Linked DNA regions of Homo sapiens: region 1 is linked to region 2. The links are chromatin loops, found by intact Hi-C in ENCODE. Cell type or tissue: heart left ventricle. All regions are shown on one strand. Each heading gives the region's core, and the rest is flanking DNA. Links, peaks and the distances in the headings are about the cores only. Region 1 overlaps NEDD4L (NEDD4 like E3 ubiquitin protein ligase). Region 2 overlaps NEDD4L (NEDD4 like E3 ubiquitin protein ligase).

What was found. Hi-C counts contacts between places; a loop is a spot of excess contacts. Peaks named below come from ENCODE experiments on the same cell type or tissue, not always from the same donor. Only the 100,000 strongest peaks of a DNase experiment are listed, where the experiment ranks them.
Region 1: a loop joins it to region 2, with 2.0 times the contacts of the local background. A loop is called at or near these places in 35 of 110 quality-filtered maps.

Annotation. Positions count from the first base shown.
Region 1 is chr18:58,301,620-58,306,994 of GRCh38, reverse strand. All of the region lies in intron 5 of NEDD4L (NEDD4 like E3 ubiquitin protein ligase), which reads right to left. Among named protein-coding and RNA genes, the nearest start is that of MIR122HG, 140 kb to the left of the region's middle. In heart left ventricle, for the core only: no CTCF peak of the experiment used is centred there; no DNase peak of the experiment used is centred there.
Region 2 is chr18:58,253,078-58,258,452 of GRCh38, reverse strand. All of the region lies in intron 5 of NEDD4L (NEDD4 like E3 ubiquitin protein ligase), which reads right to left. Among named protein-coding and RNA genes, the nearest start is that of MIR122HG, 190 kb to the left of the region's middle. In heart left ventricle, for the core only: no CTCF peak of the experiment used is centred there; DNase peaks (open chromatin) are centred at 2,482 and 3,122; H3K4me3 peaks cover 3,638 bases; H3K27ac peaks cover 3,697 bases.

The sequences.
Region 1 (5,375 bases), core at 91-5,090, 49 kb before region 2:
AAGCCAACCTGTAGCTCATCTATCATGTGCCAAACACTGCTATAAGGAGGTTAAGAAACTTGCCTGGGCATGGTGGCTCACGCCTGTAATCCCAGCACTTTGGGAAGCTGAGGTGGGTGAATCACCTGAGGTCAGGAGTTCGAGAACAGCCTGGCCAACATGGTGAAACCCGGTCTGTACTAAAGTACTAAAAATACAAAAATTAGCCGGGCGTGGTGGCGGTTGCCTGTAATCTCAGCTACTTGGGAGGCTGAGGCAGGAGAATTGCTTGAACCCAAAAGGCAGAGGTTACAGTGAGCTGAGATTGCACCATTGCACTCCAGCCTGGGTGACAAGAGCAAAATTCCATTTCAAAAAAAAAAAAGAAGAAAGAAACTTGCCCAAAGTCATAGAGCTAGTAGGTAGTGGCCCAAACATGAACCCAGGCAGTCTTCCATCATGATGCAGAACCTGTACTTCATGTACCAGAGTTGTAAGGAAAACATGAACAGGCTCCCCGAATCCCTCCTCAAAAATCCTAGTATGCTATGCTGCCATCCCCAACTCCATATCCCCTCATGGATTATGCTTGCCAAATCTTGCCATGTGCCCTTCCTTCCTCATCTATATTTTAATATAAAAATGAAATGAGTAACGTATGAGCTTGAAAGAGAAAACAAATGGAATTGAATAGTTTTTATTCTTTTACTTCACCCCCCTCATCTCCCCCACCCCTGATATCTTTTAAAGCAGAGCTCTTCAAACTGGAGCATGCACAGCTCTGGGGATATACAAAGACATTCCAGGGGACTTGGACATGGACAATTCTAGAGAAATCATTTTCTAGATCCTTCCATATGTCCTCTTCCTTGAAACCGATCTGGCATGAGAACAGTGCTTGCCTTCTGTGGCTCTCCTTTCCTGCTTACCCTTTCTAAATCACAACCCTCCATCCCTGCCTTTCCAAAGAAAGACATACTCCTCACCCTTCTTGAATCATACACCATGGTCCACTTTGCTGGGTATAAAAGCCACTGGAGGACAAAATAATGAAGGAACAGAATCTATCATAAAGTCAAACTATTAACTAGGTTGTTATAAAAACATTTCCCTGAAAACTTCTAAGTAGTTAAAGCTAAGTCTCCCGGCTCCCTCCCCTCCCCACCCGACACAACAATTTTAGATGACAGCAATGGAAAAGAAAAATTCCTTCTTTCCACACACCAGCTTGATGAGAAAAGTGTGGAGAGGAAAACTTCAAAACTTTGTAAAACAAATTAAACCAAAGATTATATGTATTTTGAACGTATACCATATAAAACAAGGATGTCCAAGGATGAGGAGAAACTTCCATTAACTAGATTTCGGAGTCTAGCAGGTGCTCGTTTAGGCAGAGAGTATGGGCCTCCTTCTCCCTACAATCCACTGAAGACACACTGAGAAACAGGGCCCAACTCACTCTTTTTCTAGTCTCTTTATGACAGAGTAACACCAGCAGGTACTGGAGCAGAATGCGCAGCACTGAGGTGTGCCATTAACCAGAGGTGCCCAGGCTGCTTAGACACTGGAATCCCTGCAAAGTTCTCAAATCACTGTACCCAGGCCTCACCTCAGAAAATTAAATTTCTGGTGGAGGGGCTCAGTTGTAGGTGTGATTTAAAAGCCCTCTATCTTATTCTAATTTTTGGCCAGGGCTGACAACCACTGGGTGAAGCTACCCGTTTTCCTTGTTCACAAAAGAGAAACTATAATTACTTATTAAACTAGTGGAGTGACACTGATCAGCAAACTGATACTAAATTGCAATCTCAGAGTATATGATAGGTTCCCCTCCTTCTCCAGCTCTCCTCACTTGTGCCTCTGCTGTTCTCCTAAATGAGAAATCGCTGGGCCCATTTACATATGGAGGTAAAAATAACTGCCTGGGCCCGGAATGCAGATGGGATGCAGAAGATGGTGCATTTCTGGCTGCCCCTGTTTGGAACCCTAGCCCTCTGGCCTGATAGGGCTGGGATATTAATAGGAGTAAGATTCACAGGTGCACAAAGCACAGGGATTTCACTGGTCATAGCCAAGGGATATCTGGCTGCCACTCTAACACTGGGGCTAAAAAGACAAATCCCATTTCAAAATAGAACCAGAGAATGTGATCTTTAGGAGGGACCTCAAAAGTCATTTAGTGCAACATACATCTTAGGCTTGTATCCTCATCCATCCCCTCTTTCAAGTGGTTGCTCACCCTGCTTAGCTTTGAACATCATCAGTGATGGGGAGCTAACTACATAATGGGTTTGTGGAAAGCGGATGGGTTTTGGACATATAGATGGCTAGTTTAAAATCCCATGTCTATCTAGAAGTAGCTGAACAACCAAAGGAAGGTTTCTCAATCACCAAAGGCCAATCTCATCCAAAGTGAGGATAAAAACCACTTTATCTTGCACAGTCATTGATATTACATGGGAAAATTAGATTCAACAAATGTTCTTTCTTTCTTTTTTAATTGAGACAGAGTCTTGTTATGTTGCCCAGGCTGAAGTGCAGTGTCACAAACATAGCTCACTGTAGCCTCAAACTCCTGGGTCCAAGCAATCCTCCCACTTCAGCCTCCTGAGTAGCTAAGACTACAGGCATGTACTACCACATCAGGCTAATTTTTTTTTTTTTTTTTTGTAGAGACAGGGTCTTGTCCAGGTGGTCTCAAAGTCCTGGGCTTAAGTGATCCTCCCACCTCGGCTTCCCAAAGTGCTGAGATTACAGGTATGAGCCACTGCCCCTGGCCAATAAATGTTACTTCTGACTAGGGTATCTCAAAGTCAGCATCATTAACATTTGGAGCTAGATAATTCTTTCCGTGAGGGCTGTCCTATGCTTCGTAAGGTATTTGGAAGCATCTCTGGCTTCTGCTCACTAGATATAGCAGCAACTCTCACCCCTCAGTTTTGTGCAATCCAAAACTGTCAAACGTCCCTGGGAGGCAGGTGTGGGGTCAGGGGGAAGAAGTGCTCCCAGTTGAGGACTACTGTCCAATCCTACTCCCTCCCCTCCACTCTGGAAGGTGTCCATTCCATCTTTGGGCAACTCTATAAGAATGTTCTAGTAATCTGGTGTTCATTTTTCTTTAACTCCTATCTCCTTGAAACATCAAAAGAAAAGTAATGTAAGTTTCTGTAACCAGAAAGTGGCAGGACTAGGATTTCAACCAGAATCTCTTCCATGCTAACACTCAAGAGTGAAACAGTTATTTGTTTCCACTATTTCTTAGTGGCTAATCTCTACCACGGGTCAGGATGGCTTAATTTGAAGAAAGTTACATCCTTATCCTCTAGCTGCTTTTCCTTTTGCCCCCAGAGTACTTAGAAAAAGATCAGCAAGCAAAGCTCCATGTACCAGAGTATTTCCTTATTAACGGGTAAAACAGAGAGTGTGACATAGTTCACTATGTGGCTGCCAGGGAAATCCCCAAGAAGCTGAGACCAAAGGCGGAGCTCCTTGCAAGACTGAGTTGTGTTTAAGATCAAGAGCAAAAGTTACACAGTTTCCAGAATAAGGAGCCAGGCTACATAGGGCTATTAATGGGAACACACAGTGGGGCTAGCATCAAAGCCAGGAAAGCCCAGGAACATGAGAGAGGAAATGTGAGGGTGCTTTAGAGAAAAGCCCAGAGGAGCAAAATGCCCCAAATATTCACTTCAATGTCGTGTCAAAAGCCTTCAACAATCAAACTACCAAAAACAATAAGAATGAGCATCCTAGGCACCAACCTTTGACTCTTTATGTCTCAAAACACAAGATCAACCTGGGAGAGAAAAGTTCCATTCATTACTCATGACTTTTTCCAAGAATCACTGTGTACATGGGCTACAATTCAAGTGCCCATGCTTGCAAGAAGTGGTTGTGCACCTCTGCCATTTGGAAAACCCACCAGGATGAGTCAAGTAAGGCCCCAGGAGCAGGGCTGCCCAGTGCTGACGGCAGGTGTCTACTTCACTTTTGCATTCTGATGCCTCTCTTGCCTCACCCTAGTCTCAGTCCTGAAATCCACTTCTGTTGCACTGCATGCCCTCTACTGACGACTACAAGGTAGAAGAGATGAGGAAAGCACTATCTCCAAGAAGTACATCACCTCGAAGCATGTGTTCAAAGTCACAGGTGGAGATCTGAAGTACGCCGTGGGAGGGGTCCTCCCAGGCCTGGGGCATGGAGCCTTGGGTACTGTTGCTTGCTGGGAAAGAGCTAGCTAAATGGGCACCAATCCTTCCCTGGACAAGGGTCCTCATCTGGAAAATGGGGCTAAGACCATCTGCGTGTTCTATTTCATAAACTGGTACATATCTCAGATGTCAGGGTATATGAAAGGCTGCTGCAAGTTACTATTGAATGTTATTAAGCTACTGTCAATATTTTAAATTGACTGTTGAGAAATAGGAGTAGTAGTGGGTCCCTGCCAAGGCTGGCCAACTGGAAAGCATACAGTTATTTTCAGAAAGCCAGTGGTTCAATTCATCTGGTCTCCAATGAAGGAACTGTTGTGTTGCAGAGTTCAGTGTGTGCAATTTGAGAAACCCTGTTCTATTCTGTGAGGACAAAGTATATGAACGAGCTTTAAAAAAAGTGGGATGGAATGTTAGAAAGTATCCCTTAAAAAATAATTTCATAAAGCAATGAAAGGTAGCATAAGGAGCAAGATGCAAGACTAAATAAGGCTAAAAAACGTGCTCTAACCTCAAAACGGGGACACTCTCTTGGGATTTTAGAAATGACTTCTTTTTTTCCCCTTTAAAACATTATCTAGTGGGAAGCTATTCACCAATGTGTATACATGATACACTGAAGAGGCCATTTACGTATATGCTGGTTGTATGAAACATGAAGCCTATAATCCCAAAGAAAATTGTGTCATCAACAGTAATCCTCAGGCTAGACGACAAAAGATTCCGAAATCTACAAAGTAACTGGGATACCAAGCAGCACTAACCCAGGAGCTTCAGTTACATTCTCTCACTATGCTGAAGTTCTTAGTGAATCCCCCTATCACCGGGGCAGGGGCAACAAGGGGATGTGATGCGTTCCATCACACTTCCAAGTGCACACTGGTGGGCACCTCCATAGGGCGCCTGTAGGGAATCAAAGGGCATGGCACCAGTGGTAACTCACCTCTGATGACAGAGCTGGGCTTGGGGCCTGGGCACAGTTTCTTGGTCATCCTAAACATTAATGGGTATTCTGCATTCAACTCCATGATATTTCAATGGCTAGAACTAAGGCTGCAGAAATACGCACCATGTTTCTACCGTACGATTCACAGACAACAGCTTGAAAAAACACAGGCTGCTCCAACAATCACAGGGACCCTGGCAGAACTGTTCAGCTGCACTCCCTCTGACCCTGAGTAAGCT
Region 2 (5,375 bases), core at 149-5,148:
ATGAATCCCTTTGTCTTCCACATCAGAACTGCAAAGTGATTTCAGTTTTTGGTAATATAATTGAATAGTTATCAAACTTTAGGAAATATATTTTTGTCAATCTTCATGCGGTAAGTGGTCCAAGTTCAGCATGGAATTGTGTTGCCGAACAAAGCCTACAACTGTCATGATGGTAATTTGTTGGGGGTGGGCGTTAAAGGCTACTATAATATCAAAACACTGTCAAAATTTGTACCATTGTGTAATACATGGTATAGGTTCAGACCAAGACAAAGCACTTAGCCATTTCCCAATAGAAGAGTTTGAGATAATGAAAGAAAGGAGATACATGGAAGGAAAGAGAAGAAGAAAAATAAATTTTCATTAAGCATCTGATTGTATCTTCAAAATGATGAAAACCAATGATGGAGGAGTGATAAAGTTTACTTGAAAGACGAAACTTATTTCTGAACACAAAGCAATAAAAGACAATACAATTCTAGAGTAATACTCAGACGCTCACTTTTCAAAATCACAATTCATAAGTGAAATCCAAAGAAAAGTCCCCTAGACATTTACTAATCATATCCTCAAACTGGCAGTCACATGAAATTCAGGAGAAAAAATATCCAATTCAAAATATAAGGAGCTTGTTCTTTAGGAGAAAGCACTCACTGGCTAGTGATTACTAGTAAAAGAAACCAAACTGATTAAACTTTTCATTCCACTCTAAACCACGAAAGCTGCAGAGTCATCATATGCCTGGTCGATGGAGCGTGCAGCTGTCTCTCTGTACTCCATTTCACTGAAAGGGAGCGATCAGGAACAGAGAAACAGGAAGGCCAGAATCTGTTCTAAGGCGTCTATTTCTCCACAGCTGGAGACAGGGTACTTACTATTCTATATACAGCATCCTCGGCTTGGACACTCAAGTGTGCAGTGTTAAATTGCACGCCACGCCATCTGACCATTAACGAGTCCCCATCAGTTTCCCCTAGCCTTGGGCCATAACCCAATGTGCTTTAAAAACGCATCTGTTAGTATCTTAGCAGTGTCACTTGTGGGATAGTAATGTCACTATCCCACAAGCGACACTACTCTCGTTCAGTATTACTTAATGGGACAAAAAACAAAGCAAATTATATAACAACGACTGACCTGACCTCCTGCAGCAAACAGGCCATGACAGATAATCAAATTCCACTAAACTTTACGTTCACCTATTTTAACTATTAAGAGACGAAACTGAGGTCCTTTGCAATATCCTCCCCTTTCCGAGAACTGATTATTTTTAAAGTATTGTCACAGGCTATACTTGCAAGCAGCTTTTTAAATGCAATTCCAACATCAGCACGTTGGGGCACTGACTTGTTTTTTGGCAGATTAAAGTAACAAATTTTATTCGAAATTCTTCTATTCAGAAAAATAAAAGCAGGGGGAAGGTATTCTGCTTGGATTTCCCAAACAGACAAAGTTCTTTGACTTTGAGGACCTACAGAAGACATTTGCAGAAATGGTGTTTTGCGCACCAAACACTGGACCACAAATCATCGTGCCAGAACTCGGCCAAACATTCAGATCCACTGGCCTGAAGCAGGGAAACTCCCGGAACAGAGGGTGAGGTTTTATTTTGGTTACGCCGCAGAGTAAGCATCGAAGTTGAAATCAGTAAACACATGTAAACACGCTGTGAACTTACCGTGGTGTCAGCTCCCGTGGAAACAGGGCTTTTGGCGCTTTTCTCCTCGGGATTCTGGGGAGCTTCTTCCGGCCCCCGGGTTACAAGAATTCTAAAATGCTGCTGCCCCGCGTTCTGATCCTGCCTGATCTTAAATGTGCACCCCTGGCCCTGCGGAGTCCTCTCCGCGGAGTTCGTCCTGCGGATTTCAGGAGCCATCCTGCCAGCTCGAGGCGATGCCTCCAGGGCTCCCCGATCTTCCGTGGGGCTCCCTCGCTCGCTTCGGGGCTGCGTGGGGTACGAGGTGCTCCTCTCCAGCCGAATGCGAGGATACCTCACCAACCTGTCCCCCTTTGTGCCCGTGAAGCCAAAGTTGAGGTCGCTGCCTGGCCCCGAAGCGCCTTGTTGGGGCTGCTGCAACTGGAAGACAAAACACCGCTTCCCAGAGCTTCCAGAAGCATCTGGAACGTGCTGCAGGGACCAGCGCCTGGGCTCTGCCGCGGCCGGGCCGCCCTGGCCATCGGGGCCCAGGGGCAGCAGCCTCACCTGGCGCACGTCGGCGCTGGAGGCGCGGTGCTGGATGCGCAGGCCCGGGGCAGCCTCCTCCGCGCAGTCCACGGGGCCGGAGCACCGCACGCGGCGGCCGCACGTGCCGTTGACCTGGAGCCCTGGGTCCCGGGCTGCCCTCGGAGGGGAGCTCCCGGGGGTGTCCCTCGGCGAGGGCTCCCGGGAGCCACTCTGGGGCGAGGCCCTCGTGGTGGCAGTGGCGGAGGCCTGGTCCCTGGGGTCGGGCGTTGCGCATGGAGGCCCATCGTCGGCGCCCTCGGGCGGCCCGCACCCGTCCGTGGCCCCGTCCGTGGCCTTGCGCTGCAGGGAGATCTGCACGGAGGAGCTGCACGTGGGGCGGGCGTCGATGCTGGTCAAGAGCTGCGGGATGAACATGGACGAGCTCCGCTTAAGCGCACCCACGCCTCCCTGCAGGCCTCCGCCGCCGTCCTCCCCTCCGTTCTGGGCGAAGGGGTGCGGGCTGCTTCTCCGCGGTAGGGTGTGGAATGCCATGAAGAAGTCGTCTTCTCTCTCCTGGTCTAGGATGTCTGATTCGGGGGCTGTGTTGCTGCGACCAGAGCCAAAATGAAACCGAAGCCGATGGGCCATGGTGACCAGGGGGGCCAGGAGGGCTAGGGCAAGCGGCAACAACAGGCCCGACACTGCCAGAAGTCACAAACCAAAGACACAAATTCCAAGAAAAAGTGTCCCATCTGCCAAACTGTTAGCACTGCGGCACCGGGAGCGACAGATAGCAGAAATAACCCAAGTGGCAAGCGGCATTCCAGGCATGATTGGATAAGAGCAAAAAGCTCTCATCCACACTGTGACAGAGGGTAGGGTGGCCAGAACCACATGACCGCGCTCTCCCCCTCCAATGCCAGCTTCTGGACTTAGAGGAGTTTTCCCCTACTCGCTCTTTTTTTTTTTTTTTAAACAGCAAGAGCCTGAAACAGCACCTTCCCAGCTGCTGCTTTTCCATCAGAAAGGAGTGGCCCCAGCAGGGCGCTCTCACAGCTGACTAAGGCAGCAAACACACTGCAAGCCACGCTGCTATAAATCTAAACCACATCACATTCGCAGGGCACTTCTTTCCCAACGGAGCACAGCACTGAGACTCTGTCTAACCAGTGCAGGGACCTGGCATGTTTAACAGCACACACGGTATTTTCCCACCTTCCGCCACACGGAATAATGACAAGTAAAATATGGCTTGGCCACCGGGTAAACCCCTTCCCAAGCATCGGATACCATGTTTCTGTTATTTATGACATCACTACACTACCAGGATGGAATGCAAACTAATAAAACAGTACTATAAATACGATTACACACCCTACAGAGTTAGTGTCCGTTTAATGCTAAATAATTAGAGCAGGATCTACAAGTAACAAAATAGCTAAGTGGAGGGGAGGGGGCCCGACTTGCTACACAACCAGTTAGCCAAGCAGAGCCCTCCTGCTATCACAGCATTTTTCATTTAAAAGGTGTATACGTGTGTGTAGCTCACATATGACTGGCAGACACCAAAGTGTCTCCTTTTCAAAGAGAAAATGAACCCAGCTGGAGAAAACATTGTCTTCCATATGTCAGGTAGGAAAGAAAACATCAACCAAAAAACAAACAAACAACAAAAAACAAAAGGAAAATTGAAGAAGGGAGTGCATGTGGGCTTTTTTTTTTTTTTTTGGTAATAATTTAACTTAAATACCACACAGAAGAAATGCTACCTAGAGCTGACTGTTTTCCAGTAAGAAGTCAGCAATATTACCACAGTTGGGACACAAATATGGAATCTTACTATGTTTGCAAAGGACCAAAAAGGACCTAAGAAATAAAAGGAAAAGTGCACACTCAAAAAACTGTCATCAGATTTGTAGTTAGCTTGGAAATATTCTGTATTTTAAACTTACTATTTTCTATGATCCAGAAACATCAATTATTTAACAAAGAGGTTTATTTAGAGGAGGTAAAAAAAATAGGAGGGGAAAATACCAAGCTGTAAGAGTAACAAAAAGTTTATTTTAAAATCTGCAAAGCATGACTTTGTCAACAGCTCTAGCATCCAGAGTGTGGTGGATTAACCCTGTGTTTACATACATCCAAATCTGTTTTCTAAAAGTATGTGTTTTAAATGCCAAAAATGACCTCTATGAGAGAAATGGAAGCTAGTCTGTGTAATGCTAGAACTTCCAAGTACTACCATAGCCACATATTGTCTCCGCTGGGTTAATAGCCAACAAAGAAAAAAAAAAAAACAGCAACACCAGCATTCTTTGCATAGTAACCACACTGCAGATGGCCTGGGGCAAAACTAGGCATCAATATTATAAAACACAATTTTTCAGATATAGCTTGTATTCATACAAGATTTCTTAAAAGTTTTGTATTCAAAGTCCTTTTTGGTTTGGAAGTATGATTTCAGACCCAGGGCAAGATCACCTCAACTACAGTCATTATTTCAGATACGGAAATGGGAAACAATTTTTTAACAGTGAATTTCTCTTAATAGAAGAGAATAATGAACTAAAACACATCAAACAAGAGGCCATTTTTCCTCAAATTTGACCCTTTCCTCATGTTAAACAAGAGATATTATACTCAATAATTGGAGAATAAGGATTAGTCTACAGACACACCCATGTCTCCAGGAACGTACTGTTATACTACTCAATACTGCTTAACTCACTTGGTCCTCACTGGATGAGAGATGGAGAGACAAGAACTGCACCCTCAGCAGAATCTCTCATCCAATTTCACAAGAAAGTACTTTGATGCATACAACAAAAGTGGTTTAGTTACACTGTACGACTGTTCATCACCCAACATCCCATACTTTAATGGAAAAGATACTAGGATGGTAGGCCAAAATCTGTTAGTTTTCTCTTTTGGAGAATAATACTAATCATATGAGATTCAATACATTCCCAAACTATCACTGGGCTGGGACTTAGGAGGCCAGCAGGTCAGACCCTGGCACCTCCACTGACTGATGTGTTTATGTAAAGGCTCTAGACCTGGTTCTTCTCATCGACAACAACAGGAGTTAAATGAGTTATTGTATAAGGCTCCTCCAATTCAAATATTCTATTAACGTCCAGCTATTAAAAATCTGGAGTTTCAATTGAATACTGCAGAAAGGATTCTTAAGAACACCTTTTAACCAGTCAAC